5 separate regions of the Homo sapiens genome follow, and regions 1, 2, 4 and 5 are each linked to region 3. Evidence: chromatin contacts called from ENCODE Hi-C or POLR2A ChIA-PET data. All regions are on one chromosome and are shown on one strand. Each heading gives the region's core, a stretch centred on a gene start or an enhancer-like site at or near the end of the contact. The rest is flanking DNA. Distances are from core to core; before and after follow the strand shown.

Region 1 (5,857 bases), core at 352-2,851, 620 kb after region 3:
AATTCGCTTTATTATATGTTTCTATGATGGACTATGTATTATTTTGTTGAATTAAATAACAATTCATCACCATTTTAAATGATTTTCTTTCTTGAAGCTATTATTTCTGATGAAGTTCACTTTGTTTGGATTTAGAAAATCCACTCGGAGGGAATGTTTACCTTTCCTTTAATAATATGCTTTATACACGTTTTAACAGTAATCTTACAGCATTTTACAAATATGTATTTATTTATTCATTCATTCATTTATTTAATTATTTTAGAGACAGTGTCTCTATCATCCAGGCTGGAGTGCAGTGGCAAAATCTCAACTCACTGCAACTTCCTCCTCCCAGGTTCAAGCGATTCTCCTACCTCAGCCTCCAGAGTAGCTGGGATCACAGGCGTGCACCACCACACCCCACTAATTTTTGTATTTTTAGTAGAGATCAGGTGTCACCATGTTGGCCGGACTAGTCTTGAACTCCTGATCTCAAGTGATCCGCTTGCCTAGGCCTCCCAAAGTGCTGGGATTATAGGAGTGAGCCACCGCGCCTGGCCTAAAAATGGCATTCTTAGCATCTAGTAATCTTACAACATTTTAACAGACACACACACACATACACACACACTTAAGGACCTTTAGCTTTTAGCACATTAGAAATATATTAGGAGTTATTTTAAATATTAGCTTCATTAGACATACAAAATAAAAGAAATAAAATTACAGTAGATAATTGAAACTTGTAGTACATAGCGCGTAGATGTAACCATCTGGACTCAAACTGGGAGGAGCAAAATATAATCTTAACTGATACGTTCTGTTCTGAACAGATGTTTCCAACCCCACATGGAGGATGTGAATCTCTTAAAATAACACATTTCCAGGAGCAACATTAGAATTATCAGCAACACATTGCTGCTCACTAACCCTAAAGAAAGAGTAAATACAGACAGAATTTCATAAGTGCCTTCAAGATGGGAGAGGATTGTAATTTACTCTTCAGGATATTTTGCTATATGTGATAAGTGCCCAGTAAATATGTGTAAATGCAGCTGTACCCACAATTCTGTTCAGAAGTTTCCATATCCTGAAACTAAGGCAGGTCATGTGTGCATGTGGGTATGTGCTAACCATTCTAAATCAAAGGCGTGTCACCCCTGCCGAAGCCCTCGCTGTCAAGAACTCTCAGCATTCCTTCTCTCGGTTGAAATCCGGGACTAACGTTTCCTCTATTCAGAAACATTCAGTTCTTTCTTGCCCGTGCATGGCTAAGTGATCTTGTCCTTCAGATGAGATCCTGCATCCAGCTCCTTTGCCTGCATGTAACTTTTTCTTGCTTCCGGTGTGACGAATAAACCAGCAGTCATCTTGCTTTTAACCATCACCCAGAGTATTTAAAAGGGAAAAGTGGGAGGCGTCAAAAAAACAGGGGGACATGAAAGACATAGGACAAAAGTAATCATGGATAAAGACTTCCATCTGCTGCACGTGAAACAGTGTCTGTTTACTCTGGACTTTGATGGGTGCCTGTTCTCTACAGCAGGAATGAAGCAAAAAGTGAAACCATAATTCCTCCCCAGAGTGACAGCATTCTGGCCTGGGGAGCCGAAGTGTGCACATGAATCAGTCGCCGTTTCAGGCTAACATGACTGGAGAAGCAGACAGCACCTGGAGACCGGGTCTGGAAAGTGAACCCCACACTAAGTGTACTGAAGTGTGCAAGGGTCTTGGATGGAAAACTAGAATCCCTATTTTTAAAAAAAATCATGGGCATCTAAGGAAAAGAAAATACAGGCTCCAAGTTTTTGAATTAAAGGGGCTTTAGAGCCTGCTAAGCTGACTGACTTGATTCATCCAGAGGTCAGGTGATGTTAAGTGGCATGTCCACAGTGGAGACGCCAGACTCTGATAGGAACCCACTTCTTCGGATCCTTCTAACTTCCCTATGGGGTGAGGCGGGGAGTGAGGAGTTAAGATTGGGAAGCTCAGATGAAACTCTACAATCTAAAAGAGGATTCATTAAAGAATATGGGCCAAAGGGTTCAAAATCTATCACTTTCTCAAAACACAGTGATAATTTATTGCAGAAATAGGCTGAGAAAAATTAGGGTTCAAATGGAAAATCAGAGAGCATTTAGGAGAACATTAGAGGCCCAAACCAAAATGGGCTTTGTTTTGTTTAATTTGGTTATGTTTTGCAATGAGCAAAGTGCTCGGAAAAGGGCCCCATCCTTGAAGTAGGGGGAGAAAGGGCCTTGGGGAGGGTTGGAGGATAGAGGGACGAGAACAGGACGGGGGCGGCAAGGACAGGCAGGGACTCTGCCCCAGGGAGAAGCTTATTCGACGCAATTCCGCACAGTGGGCCCGGGTTGTGTGTCGACCAAGTCGCCCATCGCTCAAGAATCCTTAGTGCAGTGAGCGAGCATAGGGCCTTCAAACTGCTGTCCAGGGGACATTCCTAGTGTGAGGCCAGGCGGGTCCCAATACGAAGGAGAAGAGGGGCTCTGTGTTCCAGGAGCAGGTCTTTGGAGGAGAAAGTCCAGAGATCCTTGCGCAGTGAGAGCAGGTGCCCTTGTGCAGGGAGTCATAGGCTTGGGCTGGTCCAGAGATTTGGGGACAACCCCAGGGCCACTCATCTTTCCAAGGAGGGTCTATTTGTCTACGCCAGATCCTTAGAGCAATACTTCTGTCTCAGAACCTCTTCTCAATCCATCCGTGCTCCATCTCTAAATCTGGCAGGTGGCCCTCAGCACACATCTGCCTCCTGCCTCCCAGGCCCACCCAGCTGTGAGAATTATCCTATGCTGTGTTCCAACAGAGCCCAGGACTTCGTCCTCGTCCTGAGGTCCTGGGGCAGGAGCGCTGTCCTGGCTCCACCAGAAACCATCTGGTGTGGGTGGAAGGGGAGTTACTCGGTATTCCCAGTGGCTATTACCTCCTGTGTAAAGTCAGGGTGAATTTCTAAGCCCTTCACTAACTTTCAGTTTTGATGCTATGACTAAGAGGACCTTTGTTTTGTTTCATTTGGTTTTTCAAAATGAGTTGTGTGTGAATTTTTTTACTATGCCAGAGTCCAAGCAGAAAAGAAACCAACAGAAGGAGGATCTTCTATGACGGCTTCTTGTTAACATTTAATGCAAATAGAGACCTTCTACGAGACTCAAGACCAGGGCTGGCCCAGCCGTGGTGCATAGTGATGCTGAAGAGAAGGAGGTGGGCTCTGAACCCCTCCAACAGTTTCAGGCCTGTCTCCAAAATGTACAAGGTTGTAGCTTTGGGAAAACCACTCAGCCTTTTGACACCTCAATAATTTTATCTATAAAATGTAAATAAACTGTGCATCCTACCCAGAAGGAATGTTGTAAAACCAAAATGAAGTATTGCACGGAAACGGGTAGAAAAAGTGTCTGGCTCATGGTAGGTTCTCCATGTCTCTTCTGATTGCATGGTCAAGACTTGGAAGATGGGAGTTAATGCTGTGCACTGAGCATACTGAGGCCAGAGAGCGCTCAAGCAAGGCCAGGCAAGAAAGCAGCATGGTGAATCCTGGGTAAGCGTGGTGGGAGATGAGTGACATTCTGATATGCTGCAGAGAGAAATAGAGGGAGTGGCTCCCCTTCTCACAAGGGTGTCCTGGTATCCCGGACTGGACTAGTCAACCCTCCACCTCACCCTCTGCTGTCCCCCTGTCTGGCTATAGTAATTGGAGGAAAGGTAAGCACTTCATACAACAGAGCAGTAACAGCCCCTCTCCCCAAGGTAGCTGTCCACTGCAGGGGCCACAGGGCCATGTCCCAGTGGGAAGCTGCCCTGTGATTTTCTGAAATTTCCAAATTGAAACTCAGAAGTCCTGGCCAGGCGTGGTGGCTCATGCCTATAATCCTAGCACTTTGGGAGGCCAAGGCGGGTGGATCACTTGAGGTCAGGAGTTCGAGGCCAGCATGGCCAATGTGGCGAAATCCCTTCTCTACTAAAAATTAAAAAAAAAAAATTATACAGGCGTTGTGGCGCATGCCTGTAGTCCCCGCTACTCAGGAGGCTGAGGCAGTAGAATTGCTTGAACCCAGGATGTGGAGGCTGTAGTGAGCAGAGATCCAGCCTGGGTGACAGAGTGAGATTCCGTCCCAAAAAAAGGTCCTTTTAGGAGTCCAGAGATGTTGGCAGCTATGAACCAATGTAGTTTTACAGAAAATCCAACCCAGAAGTCAAAATCTGAGTAATCAGCAGTTCATTCCTGTTGGCATCTGATTGTCCCTATAGTCAGTGCCTCTCTTGACCCATTCCTTTCCTAACCCTTACATGATCTGGTTTGAGTTATATGCAACCAAAGAGACTTGACTAGCACACCTTCTGCTGGCTCACTCTCAGCCTAATACCACCACTACTAAAACTCATAACACTCTGTTTCAACACAGAAATAGAAATACTTACAAAAATATGTTGCTTTGACTACCTCCATCTCTATGCATTAGAATGCATAATATGAAACTCTATATGATAAAGTATATAAAATGTCCAAGTGACATTTCATTCCAACACAGAGCTGTCTTTTGGTCCTGATTTCGAACGCACAGTGCCAGCCAGGATGCAAACTTTGACCCCTGGGGTACTCCTCAGCACTGCCTCTTCTCACTGTCCTGATTTGAACACTTGGCTGGCTGGAAACCCTCTTAAACAATGGATAAATGAGATTCCCCAAACATGTTTAGCTCAGCTTCCTAAGAGTGTAGAAATATGATTCTCTAATACTGGACATCAGATTCAAAACACAAACCAGTGAGAATAGAATCTCCTTATGGATCCCTGTTAATTAAATCTACCAGTTTCCTGGTAGGAAAAGTCTTATGGAGCACAATTTTAGCAATTTACCTGAAATTTAGCAATTTACCTGAAGTCTCCAAGGTGGGGAAAAAGACGTGGCAATGGCCTGACTTAAAACAGGTAGCAATCTCCCAACACGCTGAAAATCCCTCCAGCTTGATTTTCTGGCCTCCTGAAAATCCTCTCTCAGATACACTGTGCAGTCCTCCAGATGAAGCAGGAATTCAGCTTGTTAACATATAAATCTTTGTGTACAAAGATGATTGGAACTAAATAATTATTTTACCCTGAAGATATAAAGGTATTACAAAAAGCAGATATTTTTCTTTATGTAGGGGTTAGAGAAAGTGAAAAAAACTAAAAGCATTCAATATTCTGTCTGACATATTAAAATGTGGATGCTTAAATTAATATGGGGTAAAAAGTAAAAGACATATGTATGTGTATATATATACGTATATATATATACGTATATATACGTATATATATATACGTATATATATATACGTATATATATACGTATATATATATACGTATATATATACACACACACACACACACACATGCACACACACACATATATTTTTTGAGACAGAGTTTCGCTCTTGCTCAGGATGCAGTGCGATGGCGCTGTCTTGGCTCACTGCAACCTCTGCCTCCCGGCTTCATGCTATTCTCCTGCCTCAGCCTCCTGAGTAGCTGGGATTACAGGCGCCCACCACCATGCTCAGCTAATTTTTGTATTTTTAGTAGAGACAGGGTTTCACCATGTTGGCCAGGCTGGCCTTGAACTCCTGAGCTCAGGTGATCTGCCTGCCTCTGCCTCCCAAAGTGCTTGGATTATAGGTGTGAGCCGCGGTGCCTGGCCAAGAGACAAAAATATTAAGGAAATAATTTACCTTTGAAAATATATCCTGACATCGGTTTTTTCCTTTATTTTTCTAAAGAGATCAACAATGACACAGGAAACTGCTTTGACATAATCAACAAACTAGAAATTGATGTCAGTGGTATCCTTTTTAAAATGACTAACTTACTTTCAGTGATTTTA
Region 2 (5,367 bases), core at 1,531-4,030, 920 kb after region 3:
GTTAGTTTGGATAAAGAGAACATAATATTCTCATTCTGGGCTTTTTCTTTTTTCTCTAACAAATTTTCATTTATCTGTTGATATATACATGACAGTCTTGCTTTAAAAAATTATAAATTTTATGGTTTCTTTTAGGCAGGTTAAAATATTTTTGCTAACCCATTCATTCATGCATTTGTTCAGCAAGCTTTACTGAAAGCATATCATATCCCATGCATTGTGATAGGCACAGGACATGTAAACAACAACTGCATTGCTTGTCTTCAAGGACACACACACGCATATAAACACACACATATATACACACACACGTATATATACACATATACATATATATGCTCTCTATGCATGTATAGATGCAAATACATAAAATGTGCATGCATGTGTGCATGTGTGTGTGCATGTGTGTGTGTGTGTGTGTGTAGTCCTTGTCTTCAAGGTCCATATGTATATATTTCTTGTCTTCAAGGACACACACACACACATGCATATATATGACAAAAAATGTATATATGAAACTTGAAGGCAAAAAAATAGCAGGAGTTAGAGCAAAATAAACTTGGAAAAACAGAAATTATAAAATAAATGAAACAAGAATATTGTTTAAAGCTAAATAATATGAGCCTTTAAACCAAAAGGCCCACAAAATACCAAACAATTCAAATTAAAAAAGAATTGTATTTAAACACTTGCTTGTGAATGTTATGTAATCAAGGTTAAATGGAGTAACAAAAGTGTTACTATACACACACGCACACATACATGGACTACACACACACACATACATGAACACACACATGTATATGTATATGTATATATAGAGATTAACGGAAGTGGCTGCTGAGATTATGAGGACCTAGAAGTCTCACAATCTGCTGTCTGCAAGCTGCAGAGCCAGGAATGCTGGTGGTGTGGCTCAGTCCCAAGTCCCAAGTTCAAATCTGAAGACCTAAGAACCAGAAGCTCCCAACGTGAGGGCAGGAGAAGATGGATGTCCTGGCTACAACACAGAAAGAAAATTCACCCTTCCGCTACATTTTTTGTACTGTTTGGGCTCTGAAAGTGAAACTGCCTTTGCAAAATTATGACTGAGACAGTGAAAAAGATCCAACTTAACCAATTTCATCTTGCCTCTAACCTCCAAGCTGTCCTTGTTCATTCTTGTCATAGGCTGAACTAACTTTGGGAGAAACTTAGTTCATAGTTTACAGTTTAAAACAAAGACAATAACAGCCCTTTCCCAAAACAAACCTCCTTCTTGCCTGGGAACTAGGCTACTAACATTAGCCACAAGATTAGTAATTACGGTTTAGGAGTCATGCAGCTGGAGGCTACGAGATTCTGAACCTCTTTAAACTGCTTCTAAAATCCGTGCTTGAGATGTTTTGTAGACCCTGCACTTGATGAAGCAGCTGGCACCACACAGATGGATAAACTGGCCCATCTGATCTTGTGACCCCCACCCAGGAGCTAACTCAGCCCAAGAAGACAGTGATGCTCCATGATTTCATCTCCAACCCAACCAATCAGCACTCCCCAACTCACTGCCCCTCCCCACCCACCAAATTATCTTCAAAAACTCTGATCTCCAAATGTTCGGGGAGACTGATTTGAGTAATAATAAAACTCCAGCTTCCACACAGCTGGCTCTGTGTGAACTACTCTTTCTCCATTGCATTTCCCCTGTCTTGATAAATCGGTTCTGTCTAAGCAGCGAACAAGGTGAACCCGCTGGGAGGTTACAAAAGAACTGGATTATGCCCACATTGGCGAGGGTGGGTCTTCTTTACCTCCATTCACCAATTCAAAAATCAATCCCATCAAGTCAAATGAAATGCAAATCTCTTCCAAAAACACACCTGGGAATGGACTTTTACCAGCTATCTGGGCATCCCTTTGCCCAGTCAAGTTGACATAAAATTAACTATCAAAAAAGTCTTTCTGAAAAGTGGATTAGCCGGGCACAGTGGCTCACACCTGTAATCCCAGCACTTTGGGAGGCCGACGTGGGCAGATCGCAAGGTCAGGAGATCGAGACCAACCTGACTGACACGGGGAAACCCTGTTTCTACTAAAAATACAAAAAATTAGCTAGGTGTGTTGTTGGGTGCCTATAGTCCCAGCTACTCGGGAGGCTGAGGCAGGAGAATGACCTGAACCGGGGAGGTGGAGCTTGCAGTGAGCCGAGGTCGTGCCACTGCAGTCCAGCCTGGGGCACCTGGGGCAACAGAGTGAGACTCCATCTCAAAAAAAAAAAAAAAAGAAAGAAAAGTGGATTAAAGATCTTAATTTTACCAATCAAGTAAAAATATACATTGCAATATAAAATATTATTTTGTGAATCTTTTTCTGAAGATTTAAAAATTATCCAATAAATATGTTTAATCTAGATTTTATTATAACAAAAACCACTATGTCTGCTGATTGGTCAAATTCAAGACCTGTACAATAAGGATCACTAAAATATGAGCTGGCGGAGGACAGGGTTTTGGCTGCATTCTTACAGCTGTATCTGTGGCACCACGGACAGGTTTGATTTCAGTGGGTGACTTGGCACTTAGTAAACACATTCGCTGACTGAGTTGAATACTTAATTATGTGTCAGCCTCTGGATTTAACACACACTCTCTTGCCCAAATTTCACAACTGCCCTATGTAATAGACATTACTCTGCATTCCTAATACTGAGAAAACAGAGGTATTAAGGGCTTGAGTAACTTGCTGCAATTCTCCAGTTAGTGAGTGATAAAGTCAGAATGCGAATCTTTACCTAAATGCCTCCCTTGATGACCAACCTGTGAAACAGCTACTGATATCTCATGTGTACTGAAGATGAGGTTTCCTGGCTCAGCTGATAAGTCAAGTGTTTTTGGTAGGGACCTACACAATGGGATGATTCAGCTTTTATGGACTCTGCTCCTTTAGTCTATTCTGAAGGGTTATATAATGGATTTTTCTCTTTTACTAATGTGTATCATTTTATTAGTGTTTGAAGTCTTGTAAAAAGTAATATCTGAAGGATGTAAGACAGCAAGTGAGAAAGAAACAGCTCAGAAGAGACTGAGTAATGCTGAGTAATGTTACCTGAACTTCCTGCTCTGCTGGGGTTCCTCTCATACCATATGAGTGGGTAAAGGGTGAAACGAAAATCTTATCTCAACATCCTTCCCCTGTGGATGACAAACTTTGATATTTATTTTATCATCGATATCAGTGAGTCCATATTTATAAAGCGAGGAGCTCTTACAGGAAAGCATTTGTCAAATACCTAATTACAAAATATATTGACCTTCATATTCTAAGTCAAGTGATATATTTTGTATCATTTTCTGCAGAATTATGATAAAGCACAGTGTGTATAAAGTCAAGTTACCCATTATTCTAGCACTGTTTAGTGTTTATATGACACATGCCAAACATGAGAATAACCCCCGTTTGAAAATGTATTTTTTTGGTTACTTACAGCTACCTTATTTTTTTCTTCTTCTTTTTTTTTTTTTTTCTTTGAGATGGAGTCTTGCTCTGTCACCCAGGTTGGAGTGCAGTGGCACGATCTAGGCTCACTGCAAGCTCTGCCTCCCGGGTTCACTCCATTCTCCTGCCTCAGCCTCCCGAGGAGCTGGGACTACAGGCATCCGCCGCCACGCCCGGCTAATTTTTTGTATTTTTAGTAGAGGCAGGGTTTCACCGTGTTAGCCAGGATGGTCTCCATCTCCTGACCTCGTGATCTGCCCACCTCGGCCTCCCAAAGTGCTGGGATTACAGGCATGAGCCACCGTGCCCGGTCTATTTTTTTCTTCTTATAATACATGTGCATTGTAGTACATTTGAGAAACACAGAAAGGAACAAAATTTTAAAAAAATAAAAATTATTTGAAAACTTGCCATGCCCATATTGTGTCTATGAATGTTTTGCTCTATTTCTTCCTATGCCTATATGTCTATTTTAATAGGATACAATTTAGGTGATGACTTTTTTTCCTCTTAGCATTAAATCACTGGTAGTGTCTGATTTTGCTTTATCATTTCCAGATAGTAGTAGCAAAATCCATAGGGGCTGGATTCAAATAGTTACTCTGTTTAGACATTTTGTCACATAAGAGTCTTATAGTTTTCTCTTATCCTCAGTTTTCTCATGTGACTAATCATGGTCACAATATTAATTCACAGGTTTGTTGAGAGAATCAAATGAACTCATGCATGGTGAAACTTTTGATATAACGTATGACTCAAACTAAATGTTCAATAACAAGTTACTATGTAAAAAACACTTAGAAATCATTCTAATGATTGCACAATAGTTCATTATATTGATATACTTTATTTATTTAGATATTCTTTTCTTTTTAAATTTTTTTTTTCAATTTGAAAGAATTCTGGAAAAACAACAGTCTTGAGTCAATATTCTGATTATATCCTTAAGATAGATCAACAGGAATGGAATCACTATGTAAAACACTGTCATCTTTTAAGGATAGTGAAAGGAATTTGAAAATTGTTTTTAAGAAAGGCTGTAGCCAATTATACTGGCATCAGGATGCCTGTTTCACCACAACCCCAAGGTGCCAATTAAACTATGTTTTCTTAGAAAGTAATCAACATTCTTACAGAGAAATTAGACAGTGTGGATGAGAACAAGAAGAAAATAAACATCTCACAATTCATAATCACACATGAAGACTATTGCTTTTTTGTTATACACATTCTGATTCTTCCTTGCATATGTAAGAATTTTTATTCTTTAACACCATTTTATTAAAAATCTGTACCAAATAATTATATTACTTTTACTTATTTATTCTAGAAGCATTTATTTTTAGTAATAAAGGAATAACTATCTTTTTTCACATAATAAATACATCTAAGGGCATAGCACATGATTATTAAAGGAAAAATAGTCCACATAGATTAACAGAGAAAAAATTAAAATAATATAAAATTCTGCCACTCCAGAGTAACCTCTTTGCTGTGTATACTTTTATGTATTTTTTTAACTATATATTATATACAGTTGACCCTTGAACAATGCAAGCGTTATAGGCACTGACCTCTCGCACAGTTAAATATTCATGTAGGGTTTGGCTGTGTCCCCACCGAAATCTCATTTTGAATTGTATCCTGGTGGGACATAATTTAAATCATTGGGGTGGTTTCCCCCATACTGTCCTCATGATAGTGAATAAGTCTCATGAGATCTGATGGGCTTATCAGGGGTTTCTGCTTTTGCTTCTCTCTCATCTTCTCTTGCCAGCACCAAGTAAGAAGTGCCTTTCACCTCCCGTTGTGATTCTGAGGCCTCCCCAGCCACATGAAACTGTAAGTCCAATTAAACCTCTTTTTCTTCCCAGTCTCAAGTATGTCTTTATC
Region 3 (5,733 bases), core at 3,221-5,720:
AGGAAGGGAGAAGAGCAAGAGATAGCATGGAGAGGGAAGGGGCAGAAGAGAAAAGAATGAAGAGGAGGATGAGACTCAGAGAGAGGGAGAGAGGGAGATAGAGATGTGCAGAGAAAGGAAATCTTTCAAGAAATCTACAAAGTGTCAGGCACACCTTCTTGATTGATTTTGGGATGCCTATAAACAGCTATATAGTAGACATTAGGGGTGTGCTGGGTTTCTTTCATTTACCTGCATTAATTCTTCCCTTTTCCTACATAATTTTTCAGTCAGGGAAGCTGATTTCTATAGATTGTATTGCCTGGGCTCCCATGTGGTAGGTGGGAGGAGGGAGATATTAGCACAGGGTTGGCATTCATGCCTTCCTCACCCCGTGGCCCCAAGTTCTAACAGTGGTTAGGTCCCCTGGAGATGCAGTTTCTGTCAGGGACCCTGCTTTGGGGCTCCAGAGAGTTCTAGTAATAGAATAGAATTTTCCGTTATATGTCTAATTTATACCAAGAACCAAGAGTACCTGACTACGGCATACAGGTTACAAAAATCAACCTCTCCATCAAACGTGTTTTCCAAGAGCATCTCTTGAAATGTATTCTTCTCAACTGACAGGACAGAAAAGTAGGAAAACTGTGAGCCAATCCAAAAAGCTGCATAAAAAAGACAAGACAAATTTTTAGATTAAATTTTACTGTTAAGTTTGCTCCACAGAGGCATAGTGGAAGGCAGTGTTTGTGACACTCTTGCAGTTAATACACACACGAGAGTCACATTTCACCAGGCGTTTGGGGAAAAGTGAATCGACTAGAGGAGGAAAGAAAGCTGACATCCACCTCTTTCTTAATTCTTCCAATTCAGTAGCAGTGAGAAGCTTTTGGTACCAGTTGTTTACATGGGGCTTCACTCATTTCATAGCCTTTTCACATTATTTATCTCATTTGTTCTTCACAGCATCTCATGCTGTGGTTACAGCATCAATTGTGATGAATATAGGATACTGAGTCCCTCCTAGAAATGACTTCAGGAACTTCACCCCCCAACTCCACAATCTGGGAATGGCAGACAGATTCAGCACCAGGAGAACATCACATAAAGGACAAGTGTGTATGTTTAAAAATGGCAAGTTTCGGCCTGGCATGGTGGCTCACGTCTATAATCCCAGCACTTTGGGAGGCTGAGGTAGGTGAATCACGAAGTCAGAAGGTCGAGACAATCCTGACCAACATGGTGAAACCTTGTCTCTACTAAAAATACAAAAATTAGCTGGGTGTGGTGGCTCACACCTGTAATCCCAGCTACTCGGGAGGCTGAGGCAGGAGAATTGCTTGAACCCAGGAGGCAGAGGCTGCAGTGAGCCGAGATTGCTCGCTGCACTCCAGCCTGGTGAGAGTGAGATTCCGTCTAGAAAAAAAAAAAAAAAAAAAGACAAGTTTCTGCTTGACTTATAAGACCTAATCCAATGTATTTCTAAATCAAATAACAGATAGATGAAGGCATTTTTAAAGCAATTATCTCAGGTTTTCAAAACAGGTTTAAGAATGCGGTATCAAAGCCTGGACTAGGTTTCAATATTTCAGTATTTACAGATGACGTCTCAGAAAACAAAGAAGCCGTTATTGACAAGTGCTTTCCAGGCCAAAGGCAAGTGCCAGGGAGTATAGTGACAGTGGATTTGCTGCCAAACTGATGATTTTTTCTTGTTTTCTTTTCAGCCCTATTTGTCCTGGGCTCGGAATGTTGATGCAGCTATTTCTATTTGGTTATGGGTAAGGAAACGCTGCATTTATCACTGTGCCTACGTTTTCCTTCAAAGAGGCACGTGTAACTGTGTTCAATTGCAACTGAGAGCGTATTTTAAAAAGGAATTTGGCTTCAATGTCATTAACTGACCTTAAATAAATTGCTTGTGAGATTTTACAATATTAAACTTAGCTCAGAAGAAATGCTGAAATTAGTAAATAATGATTTTTAAGAACTTATATATGTCATCTTTTAAAAAACCTGCTACTTCAAATAACTTCAAAGTGAGGAAAAGCTTTTATCAGCTTTAGAGTTAAAATGCAGATGTTAATCGCAGGTTAGGATCTTGATAATTTCTAAAAAGACAAATGCAGCATTATTTGTAAAAGTACATACAGTCGTGTACAGCATAACAACGTTTTGTTCAACGAAGGACCACATATACCATGGTGATCCCTCAAGATTATAATGGAGCTGGCAAACTCCTGCCAACTCATCAGGCAGTCGCCACTGTAAGACTGTAGCAAAATGCATTAGTCCTGTGTTCGTGGTGATGCTTGTGTACACAGACTTACTGCACTGCCAGTCATATAAAAATACAGCACATACAATAAGGTATAGCACATAATACCTGACAATGATAATAAATGATTAGGTTACTAGTTTAATATGCTATAGTTTTTATTGTTATTTTAGATTGTACTCTTTATGTTAATATATTATTAAAAGGTCAGTTGTGAAACAGCTTCAGGCACTTCCTTCAGGAGCTATCCAGAAAAAGGCATTGTCATCATAGGAGATGCCAGCTTAATGCGTGACGTTGCCCCTGAAGACCTTCCAATGGGGCAAGAAATGTAGGTGGAAGACAGTGATAATGATCCTGACCCCGTGTAGGTGTAGGCTATTGTGTGGTTTGTGTTTTAGTTTTTAACAAAAAAGTTTAAAAATTAAAAAATTAAACAATATAAGAGCGCTTATAGAATACGGATATAAAAAGAGACAATATTTTTGTTCAGCTATACAGTGGATTTGTGTTTTCAGTGGAGTGTAATTACAAGAGTCAGAAAGTTAAAACAAAGTGAAAAGTTTATACTGTAAAAAAAGTTATAGTGGGCTAAGGTTAATTCATTATTGATGAGAGAAATTTTTTTGTACATTTTGTGTAGTCTAAGTGTACAGTGCTTGTAAAGTCTGCAGTAGCATACAGTAATGTCCAAGGCTTTCACATCCACTCACCACTCGCTCACTGACCCAGCCAGAGCAACTTCCAGTCCTGAAAGCTGCATTCATGGTGAGTGTCCTACACAGGTGCATCATTTTTATCTTTTATACCATATTTTTACTGTATCTTTTCTATGTTTAGATATGTAAATACCATTGTGTTACAATTGCCTACAGTATTCAGGACAATAACAGGCTGTACATGTTTGTTGCCTAGCAGCAGTAGGTGTGTAGTAGGCTCTTCTGTCTAGTTTTGTGAAAGTTCACACTATGATGTTTGCATAACAACAAAATCACCTATGGATGCGTTTCTCAGAATGTATCCCCATTGTTAAACGATGCATGGCTCTGTGTGTGTATGTGCAGGACTCTGTGTGTGTGGTATATGCATACCACATACGCACACATCCACACTATACTATGCACTCTACATATATACAACTACATAGGCAAATATAAAGCTGCATGTGCATAAATACACAAACAAACACACATACATATGTATAAAAGGTAATGTATTGATATTAATACTGACAATGTGTACTAAGCATATATTTATATACCCTTAAATGTATATTATTTTAATACATACTATATTATGTTATATACTAATACACTTTTTTAAAACTGAAAGAAATCTCGTTGCCAATTTGTGTTTCTAAATATGATGTCCATATTTTTTCTGATTTTATTACTATAGCTGTGATCACGTCATGTAACTTAATTTTGATGATGTTTCTCACAGTATAGTTTGAGGGTATCCAGCCTCAGATTATCTGAGGATGTAGCTCAAGATTTCCTAATTTTGCAAACAGCAAGCTTCCCAGGAGATTCTTAGATTCCTGCTAACAAAAGGCGGAGACTCACTGGACAGTTACTGAAGATAGACAGTAGGGGGCGGAAGGGCCCACGCTTCTTTGATATTGGTGGCTTTGGTTTTTCAGTGACGGGGGACACTTTGACTTCAGGTATGTTCTGCATTTAGAATTTTCAAATGAACGTTTCTTGTCTGTTCCCTTCTTTTTTCTGCCTCCAAACATAATGTCTATCATTGTAAAAGTAATAAAAAATCACTGAACAAAATTTGGAAAATACCAAATGAATAACAATAGAAATAAAGTAAAAAAAGAACCACTCAAATTCCCATCATCAAGAAATAAACATTCTGATAATATTTAATTTTATTTTCCTATATATATTGTGTGTGTGTATATATGTATGTGTATATATATACATATATTCAAAATGTATTATAACACAAAATGTATAAAATATATAATAGTATAAACAAAATTATATTATATATGTCATTTTCATGTCATATGTCAGATATAGCATATTAATACATACCCAGTTTTCTAAAATGCTGATCTCTTTGAAATATTCAATTATCAATTGTGTTTCTTTCCTCACTGAAGTTCCTTTTTACGACTTTTGGTAGTGAAGAGATAAAGTTCATTACAAAACATGCCAGGCTTAAGCAATTTTCCAAAGGGATTAACGAATTGCAGTGGCCGCAGGCTATGTAAAAATTTTTAAAAGGTGGTGTCTCTCATATTCTTCAGCATAACTTGGGTCACAGAAACCCAGGCATAAAAATTCATTGTGAACTCATATTCTACCATGGCCTGACACTGGTAAGTTATTTTGTTGCAAAAGCCTTAAGCAATTTGAGATGTCGAAGCACGTTTTCAAGAGTTAGCACATCTCCATTGTCTATAAACTGCATGCATATTTTATGCCTAAAAAATATTTCATCTTCTGATTTTCTAGCTTTCTTCTGCAGGTTGTTTTTTTTTTTTTAGAATATTTTTCAATCATTTTAATTCTCTATTGTAAAACTTGGAAATCTCTACTTATGGACTGCCAAGAACAGTCTGAAATTAAATCAATTTACTCTCACTCTTAGTGAATATTTTGGGAGTGCTAGGTATTGAATGTGTCCCCCAAAAGTTCATGTGTTAGAAATGTAATCCTTCTGCCCCTATGATGAGATGAATGGATGAATGAGGGCTCTGTTCTCATGACGGGATGAATGTTGCTGTCCCAGGAGTGGGTTTATTATCACAGCAGCGTTATTCTTGTGCCTGTGAGCTCTCCCTGGCTCCCTTGCTCCCACTCTGAGCATGTGATGCCCTCTGCCATGAGGTGAGGCAGCAAGAAGGCCCTCACAGATGCCGGCACTGTGGACTTCCAGCCTCTAGAACTATGAGCTAAATAAACTTTTTAATATAAATTACCTAGTTTGTCATCTTTTGTTACCAATAAGAAAAGGCAATAAGACCGGGAGGTTCTATTATGATGTCATTCATGGGAAAATGGTAGACAGGACAGAATCTTTGCTGGCTCCCTAGATACTGCCTTGGAATGTTACTCTTGGAAAACAGTGGCTACAGAGTGATGCCTTTCTCCATAACTTTAATTTACCTTAAGAAAAGCTTTGAGTGCTACTGAGTCGGGAATGAAAAACCTAGAGAATGTTCTGTCCTGTGGGAGCAAGGAGTATAGTTAGTCCCTGTATTACTACCCAAAGGGGCATGAGGCTTCACCCTCCTTGGGCTCCCTAGGGACTTATAATGCCTTCCTGTAATTATCGGGCCAGTTAATTTAATACTAATCCACTTAATTCAGTTAACATCAGATTTGTCCTAGGGATCTTGTTACATCCTTTTGTATACTAAAAGAGAAAAAGAAAAAAAAAAAGATTTGCTTCTCTTTCAATATTCCTGGGAAGTTGGATATCCACATGGAAAAGGCAGATCTCTAGTTCACAACAGA
Region 4 (5,859 bases), core at 908-3,407, 520 kb after region 3:
ACACACTCAGATAAACGTTGATGAATTTTATTCAACTTTAAAATTTTGCAAGTTTAACGAAGTATTTAAGGATTGGATACAGAGATAAATAACTTAGGTTGATTCTACCTTGTGAGTAAAATGATGATTTTAGTTTTTTTAGTATGCTGGATGCTTAAGTAATTTAATTTTAGTTCTATTTTAATTGGAGTAGGTTCTGCTTGTAAATGCTACATGTTTCACTAGACAAAATAGGGGTCATTGTTTCCTTCACAAGGTCATTGAATCCATTCAGACTCAGATTCAACAACATACAATATTTCTAAACCTGTCTAAATGGTGTCCACAGGTCACATTTAAAACATTGAATTTATTGACTAGCTTTGTGAGAAAAAGTTGAGTCATTTATTTAGTTTTTTATTTCTTCAGTGATGCATTCTTTTTTGTGACCTTCTGGTCCTTTAGTCCTTGTTACTCGCTTCAACAATGTCCTTCAATAGTTTGGATTACGAGAGGTGAGAAAAATAAGATAAGGATGAAAACAAGGTTTTAACCTTCCTACAGGACTACTTGCTACACAATGATGTTTTCATTGTGTAGGTATTAAAATATATGTATTTATACACATATATAGGAATTTTATGTTCAATTAATTATTAAACTCCTTGAAGGAGTAATACGGACTACGCATCTTTGTATTTTTCCATTCCTAGAGCTTGAGATGAGTACCCAATAAAGGTATTTGTCTTTATTGATCACTTGAAAACATTTAACTCACTTCTGTCCACCTGGTCTCAAAATTTAGCACACCACTCTAACTGATATGCCATGAAGACTGGTCACAGACAAAAGTGGGACTGTGTTTTGTTGATTTCCAAAGCCATTCGCCAGGAGCGCGGCCCCAGGAGCATTTTTCTCATCATGTGAATGCCACCGTTGTCAATCCACTCCATCCACAGGCAGACAGCAGCACAGCCAAGGTCAGGTGCAATGTGAGGGGGTCCCCACAGGGGTGATATCTACACATGACCGGACCTTTCATTAGAGGAATGAAGAAATTAGAAGACACTCAAAACTTAGAAGGACTTAGAAGTAATTTTATTGAGGCTGAAACAAAAATATCCTACAATTCTAAAAACAGTAAACTAGATGACATATTTTTCTGTTGCTTTTGAACAGAAAATGGGCTACTGTGTCAAAGAAAGTACAAGATTATTAGTGTCACCAAAACACAGAAGTGGAGAAGCATTTATCATTATTGGGTGTGTGCGTGTTGGTGAAGTTTGTGTGCACGTGTGTCTGTCTCACACAATCTGCATGTGTCTGTGTTGGTGTGTCTCTGTGTATGCCTGTGTCTCTGTGTATCTGCTTGTGCCTGTGTTGGTGTGTCTGTGTGTGTGTGTGCCTGTGTCTCTGTGTATCTCCTTGTATCTGTGTTGGTGTCTGTGCGTGTGTGTGTGTGTCTCTGTATCTGCTTGTGTCTATGTTGGTGTGTGTATATGTGCCTGTGTCTCTGTGTGTCTGTGTTGGTGTGTGTCTATGTGTGTGTGTCTGTGTCTCTGCATCTGCTTGTGTCTGTGTTGGTGTGTGTGTGTGTGTCTGTGTCTCTGTGCATCTCCTTGTGTGTGTGTGTGTGTCTGTGTCTGTGTTTCTGCTTGTGTCTGTGTTGGTGTATGTCTGTGTCTGTGCCTCTGTCTCTATCTCCATGTGTGTCTGCGAGTGTGTCTGTGTGTCCTCTATCTCTGTGTTGTCTCGCTGTATATGTCTGTGAGTGTGTGTGTGTCATCTGTATCTCTGTGTTGTCTCGCTGTGTGTGTCTGTGAGTGTCTGTGTTAGTGGGTGTGCTCAATTTGATACAAGTCATTTTATTTTGTGAAGATGTAAGTACTTCACTTTTCCTTTCCCAGTATCTGCAAATTTCAACTGAGATCTAATTTTATTGCTCAAAGTGAAACTGTTCTGACTAATATCTGATGCTTGATGTTAGCTATTCTCATTCTTGGAATTATTTAAAATTCCACTGAAAGTACAAACTTAAACTGAGATTTTTTTTTTTTTTTTTTTTTTTTTTTGAGGAACTCAAACATGCAGAATTGAGATCTGAAATCTGCTGGCTGGTGCAGATTATAGCCTAAGATAGGAAGTTGGGGTTTTGGTTGCTTTAATGGAGAGGAAATGACTCATGTCAATGCTAGTATGTAATAAAGCTCCTAAATTTAGCTTTCCTTTTAGTGTAAAACCTAATATTGATATAGTAATGTGAAACTTTATTTTACTAAACTACAATTTTCTTGCTGCCTCTTCCATCTGCCAGTCAATTATTACATCTTTCATTAAGATCATGTTAAGACATATTTAGTGTACATAAAAATGTCTTGAAAATCCCAGTTGACTTCACAGTACACGCTAACTTTGGAAGCGTTGTGCAACCAACTAAGTCCAAACAAAGGGCCCTGTGTCTATTTGAATTTTGAGACAAAACACAAAGTTCTCGGGGATTAGTATCATGATTAAATATATCCCTTGACACTTACAGAAAGTGTATATATGTTTACAGACAAAAGGTGTTTCAAAAGTAGAATTACTGTTATCGTTCCCATTTCTTATTGTTATTATTTGCCAGGATGTCATAAGGTACAGTAATAGGGGATGAAAACAAATCTTCGTGTAAAAATCATAACTTTGTACTCTTACTGGAAACTGGGGGAAAAAATGAAAGAGTCCAGGTAGGGATTTATAGAGAGAGCATTTACAAATTCTTTATGGATTTTCACTAAATGTTTACTAACTGCTCTGGACACGTATGCTGAGGTCTCTTCACAACAGTGCACCTGAGAAACACAAAGATTAAGAAAATAAGAGACCATTTTTATGTCAGAGCTTTTTTGCTCTTTGTAGTAATTTAGACGACCCAACCACAACCACAGGAGACTCCAGCAGGAACTACGTAGAATGAGGCAAAGGTGCTCTCTCTTTGAGGAAGGAAGGAAGGGGTTGGTTTTATGCCTCATGGGGTCTTATTACACAATAGACTCACACATGGTCTGCAAGTTTGGGGGAAAAGCTATACATATTTAAGAGGAGAGTGGAACGCATGTGCAATGGGTGAATGTGTATGTAACATACATCCCGTGTTCACTTTGGGGCAGGGTTTCAGCATTAAAATGAGGTGGGATTAGCCCTTTATGTCAACAGATGAACTGCAGGAAACAAAAACAGTTTGTGCACAGCCTCTATAAGCTGCTGAAGCTGCCTTCAAGTCTGCCATTGTTTATCAGAAAAGAATGTTTGTAAAGCTATCAGAATGGTAGTGGTCTGGGTTGCAAATCAGAGCTTTGAGGGGTCTGATAGCAACCATTGTGAGGGAGCTTAGCGAGTGTGGTTTGTTTTGTACCTGTGTAAATTTGGAAATTTGCCACACCAGCCAGGCTCTGAACCTTTGAGACATAGGTAACTCCGTTCCCTTTAGCTTAGGGTCCATGTTTGTCGATATAGGGGTGTCTATTTCGATCTCTCATATCACAGACATGATGATATTGTGGCAGCTGTACCACATCCCTGCCACAGAAGCAGCTGTTCTATCAAGACAAGGACCTGCCATCCCTGCCGCTGCATTGGTTAGAATAAGTCAGTCACAGGTCTCACCACTCTAGAGGAGGCCACCACTCTAGGATGGGATTCCTGCGGTCGCTTCTCAGCGTCTCTCACCATCTAGACAGCACAAGTCATAGGGGCATGGAGCCCCCGATCGCAGGTCTGCAACTGAATTTTGCCCGTAGATCATTTAGTGGGAGAGTCAAAGTGCCAAAATAAACATTGTGTTACACGCAGATTCCACAATATTTATTTTTTGACTCATAATCCATTTCTTTCCTTATCGAATGATCATTATCTCATTGTAATTAACAGTTGCCAATGCTCCCACTTGTACTTTTTTTTTTCCTTGTGAAGAAAACCATCCCATAAATAGCAAGTGCAAAGTGGTAGTGCCACAGTGGAGTTACTGTTTTTTCCCCCTTCTTGTACATGAAGAAAATTTTACATCTGTAGTTGATGCCTTTACTGGCTTCTCAATTAGTGGAAACAAATTTGTCATTGCAGACAGTAGCTCCAGTGACTTGTGGCTAATGGATTCACCCTTTGAGCAGAACTTTATGATCCAAAACAGCCTATCCCACACTTGTGTTTTTCAAGCTATTGATAGGTGCACCTTGAGTGAAGGGGATGGAGGTGGGAGAGGGAGAGATGTCAGAATCAAAAAACATTGTGAAATCTTGAGATTTTGTTTGTTTTTTTTTTAAGTTAAAAAGATTTCTCAACACTTTACACTGATGTGTTTTGTGAAATGTTCAGAGGTGGATATTGCTTTCCGTATAGATTGTTCAACAAAATTTGAGGCCATTATTTTGGACTAAACTCCTGCGATCGCAACAGACCAGACAAATCATAGTGGGGTCACCCAGGCTTACCAAACCCAAACCCAAACTGAGCAGTTCTCTGCCCTCTGAGGAACCAGGAGAGAGATAGCCTAACTTCCTGAACAGGACAGGTTTAGTCTTCAATGGGCAGGATAATGAAGTTCCCTGTGTTTAAATCCTTAATCTGAAGTCACATCATGTGAACTCATCAGTTTTTCTATTGTTTCTTCTTTCTGGCCCCAGTTGTTACAGGAAAGCGATTCTGATCCAGACCCCAAGAGAGGGTTCTTGGATTTCGCGTAAGGAAGAATTCAGGGTGAGTCTGCAGTGCAAAGTAAAAGCAAGTTTATTAAGAAAGTAAAGTGGTGAAAATACGGCTACTCCACAGACAGAGTAGGACAGACCCGAAAGTAAGAGGAGGAATGTGTCCACCCTAGGTACAATACTTGTATATGTAGGATAAAAAAGATCATGAAGAGATAAGCTCTGCTACAAGGGTTTGTGATAAAGGATTAATTTTCTCAATTACTATATTTTGCAAGAATCGATATTATTATCTTTAAAGCAAAATTAGGAATGCCTTTGTTCTCCAGATATCGGGATATCTAGACACTCCCGAGTCTGGGTCTGCTTAATAAACATCTAGAAGCTAAGGATGCCTGACTTTCTGGAAATGCAGCTCAGCAAGTCCCAGCCTCGTTTTCCTAGTCCTCACTCAAGATGGAGTCGCTGTGGTTCAAATGCCTCTGACACAGTGGCTTACAAGGAAAGTAACTTGGAAGCACCCAATACACTTTTTATTCTTTGTTTCTCTTTCTTCAGCCCTTTTTCTATCTGTAAAGCCAATCTCCTGTGTTCAGTTCATTGGAACACATATTCCATTTTAGAGAATATAGTGCTGCCTGATTCTAGGATGTCAATAAAGCCAATTGGCATCTTGGAACGGAATTTGTTGTCATTTTGTCTTTTGCAAGATGAAGGTTTCTTGAGCAAAACCATCATGGTGGAGGGGCTTCCGCACAGTGCCTGTTGATGAAATCAAGAGCATGAGGGACTCCTTCAGGAAAATCCTTCAGAGATCTAATTAGAAAGAAACCTGTCCCAAAGCTTGGCACATTAGTGATGCAGGCTACATATTTATTTCCTATAAATTCTGAATTGTAAACTTGGTAACAAATAGTAACTGGACTTCAGAGTCTGGTGACCTTTAGAGGCTGTTGACTGCAAGTATTCATGGATTAACTGTGCTGAGGCTGGAGGGTACAGTGACCCAAGGTTAACTACATGAGCCAGGGCTTTCGCAGCTTCCTCATTTTGTTGACTCTGTACCAGGAAACCAAAGCTCCTTCCTCTGAAATGAATGGTTCTTATTTGCATAATGGCCTCCTTTTGTTCACTTTGCAGAGGCAGTTGATTACATTAGAATACTTCAAACACAGCATTGATCTATCAGGCTAATAAT
Region 5 (5,784 bases), core at 2,045-4,544, 800 kb after region 3:
TCAGATCATATTGAGATTTTCTATGCCGAGAAAGCTGTGAATGTCTACGGTTAAGGCATGGATTGCAAATCCAAGTGCTATGGACTAAATGTTTGTCCCCAACCCCCGTGGGCCAAAGGCATATGCCGAAGCCCTAACTCCTGAGGTGATGTATTAGGAGGTTCAGGCTTTGGTAGGGGGAAGGTTTAGATGAGGTCAGGAGAATGGCAGCCTTGAGATGGGATTCTAGAGGAACCGCAGGAGGCTTTGCTTCCTCTCTCTGCGCCCCGTGAGAACACAGTGGGAAAGCAGCCATCCCCAAGCCAGGAGCAGAGTCCTCACCCAAAACCCACCACACTGGTACCCTGTTCTCAGATTTCCAGTTTCAGAAGTGGGAGAAACAACTGTCTGTTGTTTAAGCCACCTGTCTCAGGTATTTTGTTATAACAGCCCAAACCGATTAAGACACTAAGACCCAGGAGACTGGGTTCTGACTTGCTAGTCTCTGGCTGTGTGAATCTGGTCAAATCACCCTAGTTCACCAGCTCATATAGCTTTTCTCATCTGTTAAAGAATAGACTCTCTTTATCAGAAGGTTGCTACGAGAACTCAAGGCAATGATGCTAGAAGTTGTGTAGCACACTGCTCAGCAGGTCATAAATGGCAGTTGTAGTTATCAGCCTCTCCGACTTTAAATGTAGGTGGCTCTGGAGAAAAAGAAGCCTCAGCATCAGCACCACACAGATCATCTGAGTCCTAGAGCCCAACCAGCCTTGGAGGCCACATGGTACGAAACAGCAGCCAGACACCAAGGTACTTGGTACCAAGACAATACTCCTGATCTCCATCATGAACCAATCTATGCCTTATGGGTGAGCTCCCATGAACCCGAGGAGGAACCACGGATGTGAGCTGGCTCGTGCACCTTGTCCATTCCCTGCCTGAGAGGCCTCTTCTGAGTGCCCAGGTGAGGCTGCACAAGCCTCTGGGGTACTTCCTTCACATTCCTTTCCCTTTTCAATATCTACAGGCATTTATGCTCCAGGCATCTGTAATCCCAATGCTTTGGGTGGCTGAGGCAGGAGGATCACTTGAGGCTAGGAGTTTGAGACCACCCTGGGCAACATAGTGAGAACTTGTCTCTACTAAAAAAAAAAAAAAAAAATGTAGCTGGGAGTGGTGGTGTGCACCTTTAGTCCCAGCTATCTGGGAGGCTGAGACAAGAGAATCGCTTGAGCCTGGGAGGTCAATGCTGCAGTAAGCCGTGATTCCACCACTGCACTCCAACCTAGGTGACAGAGTGAGATCCTATCTATGTCAAAACAAAGCCAAAAAGCCTTTATACATCTCTTGGTTTTCAAATGAACGCTTATATAAAAGCCTGCTGTATAAAGCAGATCTAAGTAGACCTGCCCAGTTTATGCACAGATCAGTGAGGGACAGAGCGGGGAACCGGGTGGCTGGGAGGAAAACATGGGCACGTGCACCTTCAGTCCTAGCTGCTGTCCGGGCTGGTGAAGGATAAGGCGAGGCTGAGACTCTCAGACTCCGAATACAAACAGTATCATCCGGTTTCTGATTTGTTAGGGTGAAAAGGGAGAAATACAATGTGACCAGTCTATTCTGGGCCCACAATGTATTAGCAATTACCTCCCAACCACCACCCTGCAACATAGTATTCAGATTAAATTTCCCTGGGAGAACAGACTGCAAGGCATGGAAAGCACCTTTTACAAAATTAGGGACCTGTGGATTTCCAGAAGCTAAAAATGATAACGGGCTTTTATTAGGAACCCAACAGGGGGCCATAACCACTCCTAAAAAACCTTATTAGATGCAGCCCACACAGGCATTCTGCAAGGAGATCTCCGTCCCCAGGGCATATTCCTTTCCCAGGAGTGGAGTGGACGGTGCTAGGACCCAACAGCACACATGTGCAAAGTGTTTGGCCAGTGTTCTGGAACGCAGCCTGTGGCTCTTCAATAAAACTTTCCTCAGAGCAAACAAGCAGGCTCTAGAGGTAATCACACATAGTCTCTTATTCCCATTAGCAACCCCAAACAAGCAAGTGGCCTTACCCAAATAGTAGAGAAGCCTAGGTTATTTTTAAATCTGCTCAGTTGAGTGTGTTTCAGAATTTGTGATTTCCTAACAACAAAAAGCTTGGTACCACTGTTGAAATGACAGGAGAATTCCGAAGCAGGCGGAGCAAGGAGAGAGAGAGGCAACCTAGGGCAAGGCTCGCATTACAGATGAAGGCAAAGAAGGAAGCCCTATGTAGAGGAGACTCTTTCTGTCTTTGGAAAGTCTGATGAAAATCGGGTCTAGAAAACCAGCTATGACTTTGGAGATGAACAGAGGAATGCATTAGGCGGCTTTTCTCTCAACGTATTTGGCTTCCTGTATATTTAAAAATAAATGTCTTCCAAACTAGCTTCGAGGACTGCATCCACGAAAGCAGCCTGGCTGCAAAGCCCAGGAGGTCGCAGCAAGTCAGGGAGGTGGAGGCCTCTTGGTTTTCCATCATATTTCTCTGGAGGCTTCAGGTGCTCCAGGAGGGCACCGCCTGCTGAGTCGGTTCAAGTCAACACGACACAGCTGGAAACCCCACAGCCTGGGCAGTTGAGCCGCCGCTGTGTGGTGGGAACACTGCACCCCCTCTGAGCTCCCGCCACCCAGCCTTCCCAAGCCACGCTGCCACCCTCCTGCAGACCTGGGTGAAGAGGGGCAAGAGGCTGTCCTACAGAGATGCTGAGGGTGACAGCTGCAGAATCACCAAACCTTGCTTGGCTGAAAACAAACGTGAATTCCACATTTTAATAAAACAGAAATTTTAATCTTCTGGACACCTGATGATACAAGTCAACCTATTTCTTCTGAATCGCATCTGAAACCAGGAGTTATCACATATTTCAAGATAAAACCGGACCGGGCTTTAAATGTATGATATTATTTCATAATAAAATTTACTTTTTAATATACCTAATAACTGAAAACCTAATGCTACAGTCCGCCATGCTTTAAAGAGACTCACGTAATGACCTGAAGGAAAATTTCCCTCTGAGATAGTCATTTCTTGGACAACTCCTTTCATCTGTAAAGGAGGAAATGAGTCAGCTTTACTAAGCGTTATCTCATGATTGGTGTTTTGTTATTCAGTAGGCAGAGAACACATTTTGTTACCTATAAAGCCTGTTATTACCAAGGGTACAGGTCACTACTGAAACCTCCTCTTCAAACAACTACAGGTACTGTTGTCAAAGATCTTAACAGACTCTGATTGGAAAAGCGCCTGGCTGGTCACAGGACTGCATGACTCACCGCTCTGTTCAGCATTAGCTAAACACAAAGCTGAAAGAACAGAATCAGCTTCATGATGTCATTTCTTCTCTATGTGTCTTTAACATCGCTGAGATATGTTAGAGGTTGTTGAGTAATACACGAAGCTTTCAAATAAGAAGAATGTGTCTGAGATACTTAGAGTAAGAACACATTTCAGGGTTATGTTTGAATATAAACATAATACATGCTCCAGGAATTCAGGGTTTGTGTTATTTGTTGATACAAAGTGTTCCGCAAGGTTTTAGAGCATATACACTAATCACCTAGGTTGGTTAAAGTTTAACTCAACTGAAATATTTTGGACTTAAAGAACCACTTAAGATATCAAGTTCTCAGAACTGATTGAAAAGAAAGAGCTCTCATCTACAGTTACCTGAAACATACCAAAAATTTCCCTGCAAAGATCATAAATGTTTCAGAATCAAGGAGAAATATGAATACTGTTTCCATATAGGTGGTGGGATACATTAGTACCTTTCTCTCTTCTTTCTATTCTTTACATATATTTAAGGAGCAGCCATTGCTTTTCTAGTTTAAAAAAAAAGTAGAAAAAAAAGTTTTTCGTTTTTCTCAGTTAGCTCTCTATGGTGAAAAACTCAAAAGCCAAAATGATGGACTCAGTAAGTTGACAGCCACCTTAAATCTGTGTTGACACCTTTCTTTGTAATGTCAGCAAAACTGTGTGACTGAAGATGAGATCACTGTTTACCTAGCTCTGCTATTGGTCTGAAACGAGCAAGTGTGAAAGAAATTCCCATATTTATCTGTTGGTGTAACCCTTGCAGCAATCTCTCCTAAGAAGTTGAATCACTCATTTTGGTAAGACCCAGCCAAAGATGAAGAAAGTATATTTAATCCAGCTGATGAGACGACTTACTTGGGCCAGATTTAGTTGGAAAGTTGCATGCTGGGGCAGGGTAGGGAGTGTTTCATTTGGGAAACGTTTGGTATCATGTGAAAAAGTTATGTTTCTTTCAAATTGAGCAAATCACTATTTAACTTCCTTTTTCCAGCCTTGCCTGTTTGCTTCTGGGAGGCCTTAAGAAAATATAGAAGATGTGTCAGACTCAAAAGAGGAAGTTAAGAGTCTGAAATGAGATGCCACATTCCCCTTCCTTACTCCTAAGTAATATAGCTTGTTTGTTAAGAAACTTGCTTCTATACACATTGTCCAACTTGTTCTGTGAAAGTTGTAGCGTTCAAATAATGGGTAATTTGTCACTAAGTTGTACTTTCATGGAAATATCACTTGAGCAATAACTTTCTAATCTTTTTTTTTTGGAGACAGGATCTCACTCTGTCACCCGGACTGGAGTACAGCGGCACCATCTTGGCTTACTGCAGCCGTGACCTTCTGGGCTCTGGCAATACTCCCACCTCAGCCTCCCTAGGAGCTGGGGCTACAGGCACATGCCACCACGCCCAGCTAATTTTTGTAGAGATGGGGTCTCACCAACTTTCCAGGGCTGATCTGGAACTTCTGAGCTCAAGTGATCCACCCACCCTGGCCTCCCAAAGTGCTGGTATTACAGGCATCAGCCACCACGCCCCGCCAAGCAAGAACTTTTGCCCTCTCAGTCCTCCACGATCAGACGGAGTTCTGAGTCACTTTTATGCCCCCTTCACACAACTTCACGCCGACTGTTTTTCCTCGAGATACAGCCTCTGCTCCGTGCCCTGACTCAATGCCAGCTCCTAACTTGCAGTTGTGTTCCTTGCTGTGACATCCTATATGCTGAATGTCCATGGAGAAGTGTGGCTCACTTTAACCCGACTAATTTCTAAAAAATAAGTCATCACAACCAAAGATGGGCATCATGTTAAAAGACAGCTTTCAACACAATCCATGTAGCCCTGAGGGTAATACAAGGTACACCAGGTACCAGGTATACCAGGTGTTTCCCATGTGTGCTTCCAGACAGATTCCAACAGTCAGTCATGACCAGACAAATATGTTTCCGATAAGGACATAGGCTTGAGATCACTCTGAAAAGCAAGGAAAGTTGTACCACAGCATGTTTATATCAACTGATCTTGGACTTGGGACAGTTTAAAAGAGATGAAAACAACAGAGTAACTTCATTTTTTCTTGCAACTCATTCAAAATGTATGAATTTTGCAACTTTTTTTTTTTTTTTTTTTTGAGACGGAGTCTCACTCTGTCGCCCAGGTTGGAGTGCAGCGGTCTTATCTCGGCTCACTGCAAGCTCCGCCTCCCGGTTGACATCATTCTCCTGCCTCAGCCTCCCAAGTAGCAGGGACTACAGGCACCTGCCACCATGCCTGGCTAATTTTTTTGTATTTTTAGTAGAGTTGGGGTTTCACCATGTTAGCCAGGATGGTCTGCAGAATTATTTTTATGCAGAATTTTATATAGGCTACAAAAGGCCTTCGCAGGATTAGAGGCATTCCTCCTCTCTAGCTGCCCAATCAGTCTTGGTCACCCCAGCCCCTCTCTCTGCT

What was found. A loop is a pair of places that touch in the nucleus more often than their neighbours do. ChIA-PET counts read pairs that join two places held with the same protein, here RNA polymerase II (POLR2A). Pooled maps may share reads with other maps.
Region 1: a map of naive thymus-derived CD4-positive, alpha-beta T cell shows a loop between it and region 3 (4-fold over the local background). The contact joins the enhancer-like site here to the promoter of LINC00705 in region 3. A Hi-C loop is called at or near these places in 2 of 168 maps with a recorded cell type or tissue (endothelial cell of umbilical vein and naive thymus-derived CD4-positive, alpha-beta T cell), 1 of 37 single-sample maps with no recorded cell type and 10 of 50 pooled maps.
Region 2: a loop to region 3 is called in a map of B cell, with 8 times the contacts of the local background. The contact joins the enhancer-like site here to the promoter of LINC00705 in region 3. A Hi-C loop is called at or near these places in 7 of 168 maps with a recorded cell type or tissue (B cell, CD4-positive, alpha-beta T cell, CD4-positive, alpha-beta memory T cell and 4 more), 4 of 37 single-sample maps with no recorded cell type and 14 of 50 pooled maps. POLR2A ChIA-PET finds 5 or more read pairs at or near these places in 1 of 52 experiments (A549).
Region 4: a map of endothelial cell of umbilical vein shows a loop between it and region 3 (4-fold over the local background). The contact joins the enhancer-like site here to the promoter of LINC00705 in region 3. A Hi-C loop is called at or near these places in 1 of 168 maps with a recorded cell type or tissue (endothelial cell of umbilical vein), 3 of 37 single-sample maps with no recorded cell type and 19 of 50 pooled maps. POLR2A ChIA-PET finds 5 or more read pairs at or near these places in 2 of 52 experiments (WTC11 and activated naive CD8-positive, alpha-beta T cell).
Region 5: a map of mammary epithelial cell shows a loop between it and region 3 (7-fold over the local background). The contact joins the enhancer-like site here to the promoter of LINC00705 in region 3. A Hi-C loop is called at or near these places in 1 of 168 maps with a recorded cell type or tissue (mammary epithelial cell), 1 of 37 single-sample maps with no recorded cell type and 11 of 50 pooled maps. POLR2A ChIA-PET finds 5 or more read pairs at or near these places in 2 of 52 experiments (MCF 10A and activated T-cell).

What each region holds. Positions count from the first base shown.
Region 1 is chr10:4,030,720-4,036,576 of GRCh38, reverse strand. It overlaps LOC107984195 (a long non-coding RNA gene), which reads right to left. Exons shown (of 10, transcript NR_176060.1): 2 at 4,874-5,051. Among named protein-coding and RNA genes, the nearest start is that of MIR6078, 42 kb to the right of the region's middle. Within about 2 kb of position 1,601, at least 12 of the 41 ENCODE cell types and tissues checked have a DNase peak (open chromatin) inside an H3K27ac peak, as active enhancers do.
Region 2 is chr10:3,737,969-3,743,335 of GRCh38, reverse strand. All of the region lies in intron 1 of LOC105376360 (a long non-coding RNA gene), which reads right to left. Among named protein-coding and RNA genes, the nearest start is that of KLF6, 45 kb to the left of the region's middle. RefSeq lists enhancers at 854-993, 2,567-3,766. Within about 2 kb of position 2,780, at least 6 of the 41 ENCODE cell types and tissues checked have a DNase peak (open chromatin) inside an H3K27ac peak, as active enhancers do.
Region 3 is chr10:4,654,893-4,660,625 of GRCh38, reverse strand. LINC00705 (long intergenic non-protein coding RNA 705) reads right to left here and starts at 4,470. Exons shown (of 3, transcript NR_015425.1): 1 at 4,306-4,470; 2 at 515-644. MANCR (mitotically associated long non coding RNA) reads left to right here. Exons shown (of 4, transcript NR_024475.1): 2 at 946-1,173; 3 at 2,901-3,025.
Region 4 is chr10:4,128,014-4,133,872 of GRCh38, reverse strand. No RefSeq gene overlaps it. Among named protein-coding and RNA genes, the nearest start is that of LINC00702, 110 kb to the left of the region's middle. RefSeq lists a silencer at 5,510-5,710 and an enhancer at 5,449-5,859. Within about 2 kb of position 2,157, at least 8 of the 41 ENCODE cell types and tissues checked have a DNase peak (open chromatin) inside an H3K27ac peak, as active enhancers do; they include endothelial cell of umbilical vein, where a contact is called at or near this core.
Region 5 is chr10:3,850,006-3,855,789 of GRCh38, reverse strand. No RefSeq gene overlaps it. Among named protein-coding and RNA genes, the nearest start is that of LINC02639, 19 kb to the right of the region's middle. RefSeq lists enhancers at 2,359-3,558, 4,267-4,623. Within about 2 kb of position 3,294, at least 37 of the 41 ENCODE cell types and tissues checked have a DNase peak (open chromatin) inside an H3K27ac peak, as active enhancers do; they include mammary epithelial cell, where a contact is called at or near this core.